Regions from separate parts of the Homo sapiens genome. Here regions 1 and 2 are each linked to region 3. A link is a contact called in ENCODE Hi-C or POLR2A ChIA-PET data. All regions are on one chromosome and are shown on one strand. Each heading gives the region's core, a stretch centred on a gene start or an enhancer-like site at or near the end of the contact. The rest is flanking DNA. Distances are from core to core; before and after follow the strand shown. Region 1 holds the start of TMUB2 (transmembrane and ubiquitin like domain containing 2). Region 2 holds the start of UBTF (upstream binding transcription factor). Region 3 holds the start of FMNL1 (formin like 1).

Region 1 (3,591 bases), core at 222-2,721, 1.0 Mb after region 3:
AGAGTCAGACAAATCTAAAACGATAACTCTGTAGGGACCGCGGGCAGATACTATGCAGCAGACATTATGTGCCGCCTCTGAAACTTCTGGCAAGCCCTGGGGAGCAACTTGGGACAGACACCAGAAGCACCACCTTCCTGGGTCACCATGGGCCCACTCCTGCAATGACCACTCCCCAAGTGGAGTGATTTGAAAAAGATTCCATAACAGCTCTCACAATCCATATCTCAGTCTCTCTTCTTTCACTGTGAAGGTTCTGCTGCTGCAGTTTCTTAGAAAGGCAGGAAGGGTCCCTGCTTGCTCCTTGGAGTACCTACTATTTCCCTTGGAGAATCTGCTGCTTTCACAGCTGTCCCTGGGCAAATCCAGTCTGGTGATTACCATTATCAGACTATTCTCACAGCACCTATAAAACTTCATTATACTTATGTACCTGTCCATCTTTCTATTAGACTCCTGGTAGACAAGGATCGTATGTATTTCTCTTGGTACTGAAGTGTCCAATATAATGCCCCAGTAGTTGCTCAAAGAATTATCTGTGGAACACATCAACATCCTTATTTAATATACCGGCCCTGGAGTTAGAAAAACAACTAATTATAACCCCAGTCTTGCGTCTTACTAGCTATAACACCTCAGACAACTTTCTCAGAGCCTCAGCTTTCTCATCAGTAAAATGGGGTTAAAAACAGTACCTACCTCATGAGGTTGTTTTGAAGATGACGTGAAATCATCGAAGCAAAATACTTGGCACAGTGCCTGGCACACTGCAAATTGCAATTGCTTAATAACGGTAGTAATTATTTATCACAACCACAACTAACCCCTGATGGTAAGAAGGTTAATGTTATTAACCATGATTTACAGGAAAAGAAACTGCGGCAAAGAAAGACGAAAACGATTGGCACAGACACAGGGAACTCTCGTGGGGAGGGGCCCGGCAGGACCCCAGGTGTCCGGCCTCAGGGGTCTTTGCTCTGTCCCTCAGCCTGTGATCTACCCTGTCCGTACCGTGACCGCACGGTGAGGAGGGGTCCCGCACCCTTTTTCTGAGGCGAAGGTTCCGCTTTTGGATGGTCCTATTCCCTCGGCGTTGGACTGGGGTCCATGGGCCCACCCGAACCGAAGGGCTGCCTGGCCCCAGCCTCCGTGATAAGACCAGTTGTCCCGGCCAGTGAGGAGTAGGGTCGGCTAAGGGGGTCACAAACCGTCCACACCCCTCAAACTTCGGGGCGGGGCTGGGGAACTGGGGGCGGGGCTTCAGGACGCGAGGAGTCATGGGAAATTAAAGGGGGATTGGACCGGCACTGTGCCTGGATGGGGAAGTCCTCACCTGAAAAGACCAGACTAAATGTTTTGACCTCGCCAGGACGGCCCCTGGACTCGTCTTTCCGTAGGGGTCGGGAAAAGGGCTGGCAATCTGCGATTCTGTTCAGGGTCCGGTCTCTTCCGGCTTCTCCCGGAAGCTGTTATACCAGGGACAGGAAGTCCCGCCTCCGCGCCTTGCACTGATGACGCGAAGCTGCGTAAGACGGGCTGACGTAAAAGGTATTCTTTAAATAAAAGGGACAGGTTTCTCAGCGGAAGGAGGGGTGGAGTCATTGTTGGCGGGATTGCGGCCCTCCCAGAGCGGGGCCACGCCTGGTGGGCGGGGCCTTAGGCAATCCAGGGTGAGAGGCGGGGCCAGGGGGGAGGAGTTAGCGCGGAGGTACTTGGGAAAGGGGCGTGGCTTCGCGACTGCGGAAGGTTGCCCGGGCTGGCGCCGCTGGGCAGAGCCGGTGCGACGTTTCCCTTTCCAGCTTTGTTCTTCCGGCCCTGCTGTCTGCCTCCCCGGCTGATTGGATTCGTTACTGCTTTGCAACGCGCACCTAACTCCAGGTTAGCGGGGATTAGTAAGAACTCAGCTCTGGGCCAGTCGGGAAGACAGATAAGGAGACCAGTTAGTCAGCATCCAGTGCTTGAAGAGTGCGGCCCCAGGTAGTGTGGGACCCGGAGAAAGAAGGCGGGAAAGCATTTCAAAGAAGGCACAGATTCGGCGCAGGCTTAGGACACAAAAAGGGGGAAAAGTCCAGCTTTCAAGAACTTATCCAGATTTTTGCAGTTAAAATTTTTTCTTTTTTGAGACGGGAGTTCCGCTCTTGTTGCCCAGGCTGGAGTGCAATGGCGCGATCTCGGCTCACTGCAACCTCCGCCCCCCCGGGTTCAAGCGATTCTTTTGCCTCAGCCTGCCGAGTAGCTGGGATTACAGGCATGCGCCACCACGCCCCGCTAATTTTGTATTTTAGTAGAGACAGGGTTTCTCCATGTTGGTCAGGCTGGTCTCGAACTCCCGACCTCAGGTGATCCGCCCCCGTCTCGGCCTCCCAAAGTGCTGGCATTACAGGCGTGAGCTACCGCGCTCGGCCGCAATTAAAATTTTTTCTAAAAACTTACTGTGGCCGGGGGGAGTGGCTTACTCTTGTAATCCCACCGCTTTGGGAGGCAGAGGTGGGAGGATCGCTTGAGCTCAGGAGTTCGAGGCTGCAGTGAGCTATGATCTGAGCCACTGCATTGCACCCGACAGGGAGGCCTTGTCTCCAAAAAAAAAAAAAAAAGCGCTGGAGTTTGGGGTTTTGGAGAACTACTGATTAAAGGATAAATAATCCAGACAGGGGCAAACATAAGCAAAAAGCTCGGTGGCTTCTACCAACTGAACACTGGCAGAAGTAGCACTTAGATCAAGAAATAGATAATTAGGACTGGCGCGGTGGCTCACGCCTGTAATCCCAACACGTTAGGAGGCTAAGGCAGGCGGATCACAAGGTCAGGAGTTCAAGACCAGCCTGGGTAACATGGTGAAATCCCGTCTCTACTAAAAATACAAAAATTAGCCGGGCGTGGTGGCGCACGCCTGTAATCCTGGCTACTCAGAAGGCTGAGGCAGGAGAATGGCTTGAACCTGGGAGGCGGAGGTTGCAGTGAGCTGAGATGGAGCCACTGCACGCCAGCTGGGGTGACAGAGCGAGACTCTGTCTCAGGAAAAAAAAAAAAAAGAAAGAATTACCCCAGAATCTCCCCCTTCATGTCTTCTTCTAGCCATTAACCTCCAAAGAGTAATCACTATTCTGACGTCTGTCACCATACATTAGTTTTTCCTGTTTTTGTACTTGCTATAAATGGAATCCAACTGTGTATCCTCTTCGGTGTCTAGCTTCTTTTTTGTAAGTCCTTTCATTGTGGTAAAATAAACATAGCTAGGCACAGTGGCATGCACCTGTAGTCCCAGCTACTCTGAAGGCTGACTCAGCAGTGTCACTTGAGCCCAGGAGTTAAAGGCCAGCCTGGGCAACACAGGGAGACCTCTATCTCTAAAGATAAATATATACATATACGTAACATAAAACTTAAAACCATTTTAACTATTTTTAAGTTTGCAATTCAGTGGCATTAAGTACATTCACAAAGCCGGGCACAGTGGCTCATACTTGTAATCCCAGCACTTTGGGAGGCTGAGGCAGGAGGATCCCTTGAGCCAGGAGTTCAAGACCAGCCTGGGCAATATGGTGAGACCCCCATCTCTAAAAAAAAATTAATTAGCTGGGCATGGTGGCG
Region 2 (3,914 bases), core at 457-2,956, 1.0 Mb after region 3:
GCTGATTGGAAGAGAAACGCAGAGCGATGGAGGCGGGGTAGGAGGACGATTTCTCTGCGGGGACTGGCGGCGGCGTACACGCCCGGGTCGGGCGCTGCAGAGCTTGGCTGGCTTTCAACCCGCGCTCGCCGGCTCCAGCCCCGCGCGCCCCCACCCCTAGCCCTCCCGGCGGCTCCGCAGGTGAGTGCGAGCTGGGGGCAGAAATATCCAAAAGTCTCAACATGCCCGCCCTGCAAAAAGAAAAAAAAAAGACGAAAACCATTTTTCTTTAAAAAAAAAAAATTTTTTTTGTGCAACCCCTAGAGCAGTGGGAGGGAAGGGGTGAGGCTGAGCCGCCCGGAGGAGGCGGAGGGGCCAGGCGAGGCCGGGGTGGCCCGGGAGGCGGCGGCGCCGAGGCGGCTCTGACGGGCAAGCGCTCGGAGCGGCGCTGCGCTGCGCCGAGGCGGGCGGGCGGGCGGGCGGAGCGGGGCGGGCGGAGCGCGGCGCGTGGGGCTCGCCATTAGCCGTCGCTCCGCTTCGCCATCTCGGGCTTTGTCTGGCGACTCGCTGCCCCGGCGTCGGCTGCAGCGGAGCTGCGGCTCGACTGTTCGGCCCGCCGTGCTCCCAGGTGCCCCCGGCCTGCGCTCCCATCCACACGCTCGGTAAGTGAGCCCGGGAGCCGCGGATTTCGGGGGAGAGGGGTTGCTACGAGTGGCGGCGGCGCCGATCTTCATGCGCCCGGGCAGGCCTGGAGAACCATGCCGGGCTGGATTGAACCGGCTCCCACAGCGGCCCCTCCGCCGGAGCCCGTCGTTCCCTTGCCGTTTCCGGGGTGTAAAGAGCAACGGGGATTTTTTTTTTTTAATGCAGAGGTTTTAGTTTTCGGGTTTTTTTTTAAGTTTCGTATGTGCCGTTCGGCAAGGAGAGGACCGCGAGGTAGGCACCGAAGCTGGACGCCGCGATCGGCGTGCGTGCGCCCCAAACCAGCGGCCACGCTCCGGGGGATGAGGGTGGGCGCGGACCGCTCGCTCCGGGAGGCGGGAGAGAGCTGGCCTGGAAGCCCTAGTCTGAGCTGGGAGAACTTGGGGGAGAGCTCCGGAGCAGGGCTGTGGGCGCCCCCCGAGCCTCCCCGGACGCCGGGGGCACCTCCGGGCACCCTCTCCGCGGCCGCACCTCGGCCCTCCCTCGCCGGCGAAGCCTGCTAGTTCCCCCGCGGGTCTGGCGAGGTCGCTCTCGGCGCCCGCCCGCCCGCCTAGGCTCCGAGCCCCGCCGCCATCCGGGCGGCTGCGTGTCTCCCTGCCCCGGCCCCCCCCCCCTTCCCCGGCGGCGGCAGCAGCAGCAGCAGCAGCCGCCGCCGCCGCCAGCACCACCACCACCACCCCCCTCCCCTCCTTCCTTCCCTCCGCCTCGGCCGCCCGGGTCCCCCCAGCTCCCGCCCCTCCTCCCAGCTGCCCCCCGCGGAGCCCGCCCGGGCAGGCTGTGGGAGGGAGCGGAGCCGGCGAGGCGGGCGGGCTGGCGCTCGCTCCCCGGGGGTCGGTGTGCGCTCTACGGGGAAGGACGCGCTCGCTGCCCCGCTTCTCCCGCCCCCCCTCCCGCTCCTCCTCCTCCCTTCTCCCTCCTCCTCCCCGCTCCGGCGGCTGAGGCTGCGGCGGCGGCGGGGGGTGTGCGAGCTGAGGCCGGGGCCGGCGGCGGGCGGGCTGCCTGCAGGCGGAGGGCGCTGTGCTTTGTGCTTTTCGCCGCGAGGAGCAGCAGGCAGCAGCCACAGCCGCCGCCGCCGCCGCCGCCGCCACAGCAGCAGCAGCCGCCGCCCCAGCGCCGCCGCCTCGCCCGGAGGAGGAGCCGCTGCCGCCGCGGGAGGGAGCTGCGGCTGTGCCCGGCCGAGCGGGGGAGGGCGCCGCCACTCAGAGCCAGGGAGGGAGCCGCTGGAGCGGGAAGCCCGGAGGCCGCGCTGCGCCGGGTAACCGAGGCGGCTGAGGACGCGCGCTGGGGTCGGGGCCGGACGGCGGGAGCGAACCGCGGGGTGCGGTGGGCGCCCAGCGGGGACCCGAAGCGACCACCGAGCAGGCGACCGGGCGCGAGCAGACCAGGGCACTTGGGAGGACGCCGAGAGCCGGGGGAGGGGAAGGCAGGAAGCGAGGCCTGAGCCGAGCCCCGGCCGCTGGCGGAGGAGCCCGCGCTTCTCGGAGCCGGCAGGCGCAGTTCTCCCCGGCCGCCGGAGGGGGCGGCGGGGCCGGTGAGCGCTGCGCCCCCGCCTCCCGGCCGCCGTCCTCCCGCCCTCTCCTTGGCTCGGCTCCCCGGAGGCCGGGGCGGGGGCGCCGGCGGGGCTGGGCCGCAGGCTCGGGGGAGGAGGCGGCGGTTCCCGCCGCGGTCGCGCCTCTGTGCCGGGCTCCTCCGTGCGCGTCGGGGTGGCTGGGCGGTGGCGGCGCCTCTGGCCGGGGTGGGTGGCTCGGGGGCGGGGGGCAGGCTAGGCCGCTTCTCTCCGGCTGCTTGCCCGCCTGTGCGGGCGGGGACGGCGAAGGGAGCCCGGGAGGGGGGAGCGGCGGGAATCCGGATCCGGTCCCCGGGGGCGGTGCGGCCGCTCCGCTCCGGGGCTGGCGGCGGCTGCGCTGCGTCCGGGTCCCCGCCGGGTTGCGGAGGCGGGGGGAACCGGCCGGGGGGAGGCGGGAGGAGGAGACTGGGGCGCGTGCCCGCTTCCGTGGCCGCGCGCGCCCTTTACCCGCCCTTCCTCTTCCCCCGCCCTCCAGCCTGGGGCCTCCCCGGGGCGGGCGCTCCGAGGAGGAGGAGATTTTTTCTTTTTTTTTTTTTTTGGCTGGGGTTGGGAAGCGGGGCGGAGGGCGGGCGCTCGCTGCACGCGGGAGCTAGGAGCAGGCCCTCGCGTGGCCAGGGGAGGGCGCGCGCCGCGGAGCCGGGCTGCAGGGGCTGGGGGAGGGGGTCACGAGGAAGAGGAGGGGCGCACTCCCATTCCCATAGACCCCTTAAGTCTAATAAGGTCATGGCTGAGTCTCTCAGAGTGTGGACCTGCCCCCTTCTACTCTGGGCGGTTAGAAAGTCGTTAGTCGTTCACCTCTCAGCCTTCCTGAGTGGGAACTGGTATGTCTTCCAAAGGGTGAGGTGGCTTTGACCCCGGGTTGCCCGGCCAGCACGACCGAGGAGGTGGCTGGACAGCTGGAGGATGAACGGAGAAGCCGACTGCCCCACAGACCTGGAAATGGCCGCCCCCAAAGGCCAAGGTAGGGGCATCCACCCCCGGCCCTCTGAAACTTAAACCCTCTTTCCCTCGTGGCTGCGGGGCTCACTCCCTTCTTCAAGGGCTTTTTCAGTCTGCATACACTGAACTGGGGGAGAAAGTGCCTTGAGTATTTATGAATCAAGCATCTCCCACACTTGGGGTTTGGCTGAATCCAAATTATTTGGCCTGGAGTGGCTCACCTCCCCTCTCTCCCTGTCCCTCACCCTCTGTGTTAGAGGAGGCCTGCCTTCTGGGGTTCCCATTCAGCCTGAAGTGTGTCCCAGCCCAGTGTCCTGGAATGGGAGGAAGGATGAGTGTAGAGGAAGGGTCAGGAAGGGGTTGGGGAAGGCTTCTCAGGCTTTTTAGGAAGACCATGAGGCTTTTGTAGAGGCAGGTGGAGAAAAGGGCTGTTTTGGTGGTTTTAGGCCCCAAGCCATGGGATATATGTACTCAACTAGATCTCTGCCTCATTCAGCAGTGATCCAGTCTAGATGGGGATAGAGAGTAGGATGAAGCTGGACAGCTGGCCATGCTTGTGGGACATTGAGGGGAGAGGGGATTATGGGTCCACGTGGCCCATTCTGCAGAATCTCTGGCCCAGGTTACCAGATGCAAATGAAAATGGAGAGCCCTTTTGACTTCTGGCCTTGGGTGGCTATTCTCCCAGCCCATCCACAGTGGCCTAGAGCTCTCTGGGGCTGCATTT
Region 3 (3,676 bases), core at 257-2,756:
ATGCTGAGGATCTAGCACGTATGGCCTAATGACCAGCCAGGCGAGGGGAAATGATGTCAAGGAGATGGAGGGCCACCAACTGAGCCAGAACCCTCTGCGGCCTGTGTCTCCGTTGAGCCCCCACCCTCAGACCTGCAGGGACTGGGAAATGCATCTGGGAGAAGGCACAGCCTCATTTTGCCTGTCACCCAGCGTCCAGCAAGGGAAGGCTGACAGCAGGCAGGCCACCAGGCAATTAGTTAGAGGAGGGAGCCAGGGCCAGGGCGTCGGGGGTGGGGAGAGTGAGAGTGAGCAGCTCTTCCTCTCCCTACTTCTGCCTTATGCAGGGTCTTGGAGACCCCTGAGTCTGCTCTGGAGCCCCCACCCCACTGAACATGTTGACTGTTTCCAGGCTCGGCCTGAGCTGCTGGTTCCCTCCCAGAGACCTATTCCCCAGCGACCCCGCTCCAATTCCCCAGGTAGGCACAGAGGGGGGTGGTTCCAGATTTTGCTCCACCCCTAGCCTGGGCGACCCACCCGTCCTGACCCCACCCTCCCTCATCTTACTCCCTTCAGTGGCTTGGAAAGGATGCCCCAAGATAAAGACCCACAGGCACCCTGGCTCTGACATATGGCGGGGTAGAAACACAGATACCTCCTGGCCATGATCCGACAACCCCATTCCCCGCAGCCCAGGCGCCCAACAAATCAGGACCCAACACCTCCAGCAGGTCTCCCGCTCCCGGGAGGTTGTAACCCTTTCATCTTTGACTCCAGACACAGAAAGGCAGATGCCCCAGACCCGCGCCCGGTGGCTGGGCCTGCGTGCAGTGGGGAAGGGGGCGACCCGGGACCCCTGTGCGTGCCCCGCTCCCAACTTCTTCACAGGACATACTTGTTTAGACCTTAAGACCCAGCTGGGGTGGAGGCGTCTTAGGGAGGGAGACCGGGCGATAACTGAAGAAAGTTTTGGGGGGAGAGTGCTAAGTCACTCTGAAAAAAAGGCCACTGTCGCTCCCACCTCCTGGAGGGGGCAGCTGCCGGACCGGGGATCTCCAAGCGGCACCTGAGTCCCCGGGGGCGGGGACGCGCGCCCAGCCCCTGCCGCGCCCCTGCCGCCCCCCGCCCGCGCCCGACCCGCCTCCGGGTCGCACTCACCAGGGCGCGGTTGAACCTCTCCTCCAGCTCTCCGGCCGCGGGCATCGGCTGCTTGGGAGGCGCGGGCTGCTTGGGGGGCGGCGCGGCGGGGCCCGCGGGCTGCTCGGCGCTGCCGGCCGCGTTGCCCATGGTGGTCCCCACCCAGCCGGCCAGGCGCCTCCAGCCTCGGAAATCCAGCTTTCCGGGGGACGGGGACGAGGCTCCCGGCCCGGGCGGGGGCGAGGGGGCAGCGGCTGGCGGTGGCGGCGGGGGTCTCGGCAGCGGGGGGCGCTCGGCTCAGCGGCGCGCAGGGGCCGGAGCGCGGCGTCCCATCGGGGCGGCCCCGTCCGTGGGACCGGGCGGCGAGCTGCAGGGTTGGGGGAGGAAGTCAGGCTGCAGGCCGCCGGGGCCAGAGGGCTGGGCCGGGGGCAGGAAGCTGCGGCGCTGGCTCCCCCCTCGGCGATTTTCGAACTTCTGCTGTCGCTCCCCGTGCGCGCAAACCGCAGTTCGCCGCCGCCGCCGCCGGGCACCCAGCCCCAGGGGGGCGGGCTGGAGGGAGGGGGCGGGCGCTGGCCGGGGGACCCCCGCAACCATGGCGGGCGGGGAGTGGGCTGCCGAGCCGCTTCACCTGCCGCAGAGGGGGCGGCCGGCGCCGCTTCACCTGCCGGAGCGGGAGGCCACCGAGGCGAGGCCGAGGCGGCGGCGCGCTCGGCGGCGCCTCCGGGTCCTAGAACCGCATCCTCCCGCTCGCCTCGGGCGAGGGATTGGCCGGGTCTGGGTGAAGGGGATCACGGCCTGGGGATTGGAGGGGCACATCTTCTCCGCACCGAGGATCTCAGCGACTGCGAGCACGGCTCGGAGACCCACGGTGGTGCAGCGTTGGGGCGCCAGGGCTGCGTTCCCGTCTCGCGTCCCGGACTGAGAAGGTGGGAACCCCCTTCCAGGCCCCCCACCTTTTATTTCTCTCCTCCCCTGCTTAGCCCAGAGACGAGCTGAGGACGAGGGGGAGCCATCTCCAAACAGGAACTCCTAAACAGGGTGGGGGGCGCGGACGCAGGCCAGTGGAGACCCCCGCCACCTGTCCCACCTCGACCAACCGTGCGCCTGTGCAGGGCACCCCTACAGGTTTTAGAATGGGGGCACCTATGGAATATGGCAGGCTGCGAGAAGCTGGGCCCGCCAAGGTGGTCCCAAGGAGGAGTGGGGGGTTGCGGAAAGGAGGATGAGAGCCAGCCACAAGGCTGGAAAAGGAGTGGGCACCGCAGAGGAGGGAAAAAGAATCTTGACACTGTCACCGCCAGGGATCTAGGGGGGCCTCTTACCTTGGAGAATAACAATCTCTGATGTCTGCTAATTACAGAAATACTTTCAGAGCTCTTTCATTCATCCTGACAATGGCCAGAGAAGGTAGGTATTGGTAGCCTTATTTTAGAGATGGGGAAACTGAGGCTGAGAGTAGGTAAGTAAGCTGTCCAAGGGCACTCAGCTAACAAAGGACAGAAGCAAGCCTCCTCACTGTCTACCTCCAAAACCTACACTGGCTTGGAGTTGCTGTCCTGGCCCTCCACTGCCCATCTCATGTAGGACGGGAGAGTATGGGGGGCTGGGGTCCCATCTATAGCCTGAATTTGAGACTTTCAGTTGCTCCTCTCATTCCCCATTTAATTTGTGGGGATCCCCAACTGACCCCTCCCTACACTTCCAGGGCACTGAGGAGGGAGGGCCCGCTGAAGGAGCCCCGAATTATCTCTAGGCCAGGTCAGGAGCCATTAGTGTCCCCTCCCCTGACAGCATCCTCCTCCTTCTGCCCTCACATTCAGAGCCACTGACAAGACTTTAAGCAAGAGACGGAGAGTTAACATCTAATCTGGAGGAAGACCCTGGAAGGAGCCAGCCCCTTCCCCCAGGCTGACCTGGTTTAAGCCTTTCTTCTGCCAAGGTCACCAGCACCCCAGATGGGTGAGAGATGTGATCACTGGTTTCGTGGCCTGACCAAGGACCTCCAAGGTGAGTCAAAGCAGAATTCTCCTTGGGCATGCAGGGAAAATGATCCATTCCCTGCACACTGCCATATTCTCCTTCTCAGACAGACCAGAGCCTTGCCCTTGGGTCCTTGCCCTTGAGATTAGCTAGGACCTCCTCCTCTTCTTCTCCTTCTTTCTTCTTCTTCTTGTCTCTATAAGATAACTGTCGTGGAAGACTTTTTTTTTTCTTTTAAGATGGAGTCTCTCGCTGTTGCCCAGGCTGGAGTGCAGTGGCTCGGTCTCAGCTCACTGCAACCTCCACCTCCCAGGTCCAAGCAATTATCCAGTCTCAGCCTCCTCAGTAGCTGGGACCACAGGTGCGTGCCACCACACCCAGCTCATTTTTGTATTTTTAGTAGAGACGGGGTTTTGCTATGTTGACCAAGCTGGTCTCGAACTCCTGACCTCAAGTGATCCGCCTGCCTCGGCCTCCCAAAGTGCTGGGATTACAGGCATGAGGCACCCCGTCCAGCCTGGAAGACTTTTTTTTTTAATGAATAAAAACACATTTTTTTAAAGAATGGATTCCCTGATTC

What was found. A loop is a pair of places that touch in the nucleus more often than their neighbours do. ChIA-PET counts read pairs that join two places held with the same protein, here RNA polymerase II (POLR2A). Pooled maps may share reads with other maps.
Region 1: a pooled map shows a loop between it and region 3 (6-fold over the local background). The contact joins the promoter of TMUB2 here to the promoter of FMNL1 in region 3. A Hi-C loop is called at or near these places in 6 of 50 pooled maps. POLR2A ChIA-PET finds 5 or more read pairs at or near these places in 4 of 52 experiments (activated B cell, activated CD4-positive, alpha-beta T cell and activated naive CD4-positive, alpha-beta T cell).
Region 2: a loop to region 3 is called in a pooled map, with 8 times the contacts of the local background. The contact joins the promoter of UBTF here to the promoter of FMNL1 in region 3. A Hi-C loop is called at or near these places in 3 of 37 single-sample maps with no recorded cell type and 9 of 50 pooled maps. POLR2A ChIA-PET finds 5 or more read pairs at or near these places in 3 of 52 experiments (activated B cell, activated T-cell and naive thymus-derived CD4-positive, alpha-beta T cell).

What each region holds. Positions count from the first base shown.
Region 1 is chr17:44,184,852-44,188,442 of GRCh38, reverse strand. TMUB2 (transmembrane and ubiquitin like domain containing 2) reads right to left here and starts at 1,471. Exons shown (of 4, transcript NM_001076674.3): 1 at 1,334-1,471; 2 at 700-767. The coding sequence starts at 734. It overlaps ASB16-AS1 (ASB16 antisense RNA 1), which reads left to right and starts at 1,726. Exons shown (of 3, transcript NR_049730.1): 1 at 1,726-1,878. RefSeq lists an enhancer at 1,613-2,147.
Region 2 is chr17:44,217,467-44,221,380 of GRCh38, reverse strand. UBTF (upstream binding transcription factor) reads left to right here and starts at 1,706. Exons shown (of 21, transcript NM_014233.4): 1 at 1,706-1,936; 2 at 3,085-3,209. The coding sequence starts at 3,152. All of the region lies in intron 1 of ATXN7L3-AS1 (ATXN7L3 antisense RNA 1), which reads right to left. RefSeq lists silencers at 270-489, 1,000-1,689, 1,816-1,980, 1,740-2,759, 2,810-2,979.
Region 3 is chr17:45,219,715-45,223,390 of GRCh38, reverse strand. FMNL1 (formin like 1) reads right to left here and starts at 1,506. Exons shown (of 27, transcript NM_005892.4): 1 at 1,138-1,506. The coding sequence starts at 1,266. FMNL1-DT (FMNL1 divergent transcript) reads left to right here and starts at 1,626. Exons shown (of 3, transcript NR_147507.1): 1 at 1,626-2,042; 2 at 2,937-3,123. RefSeq lists enhancers at 1-467, 468-968 and silencers at 815-1,109, 1,032-1,141, 1,422-1,471, 1,482-1,931.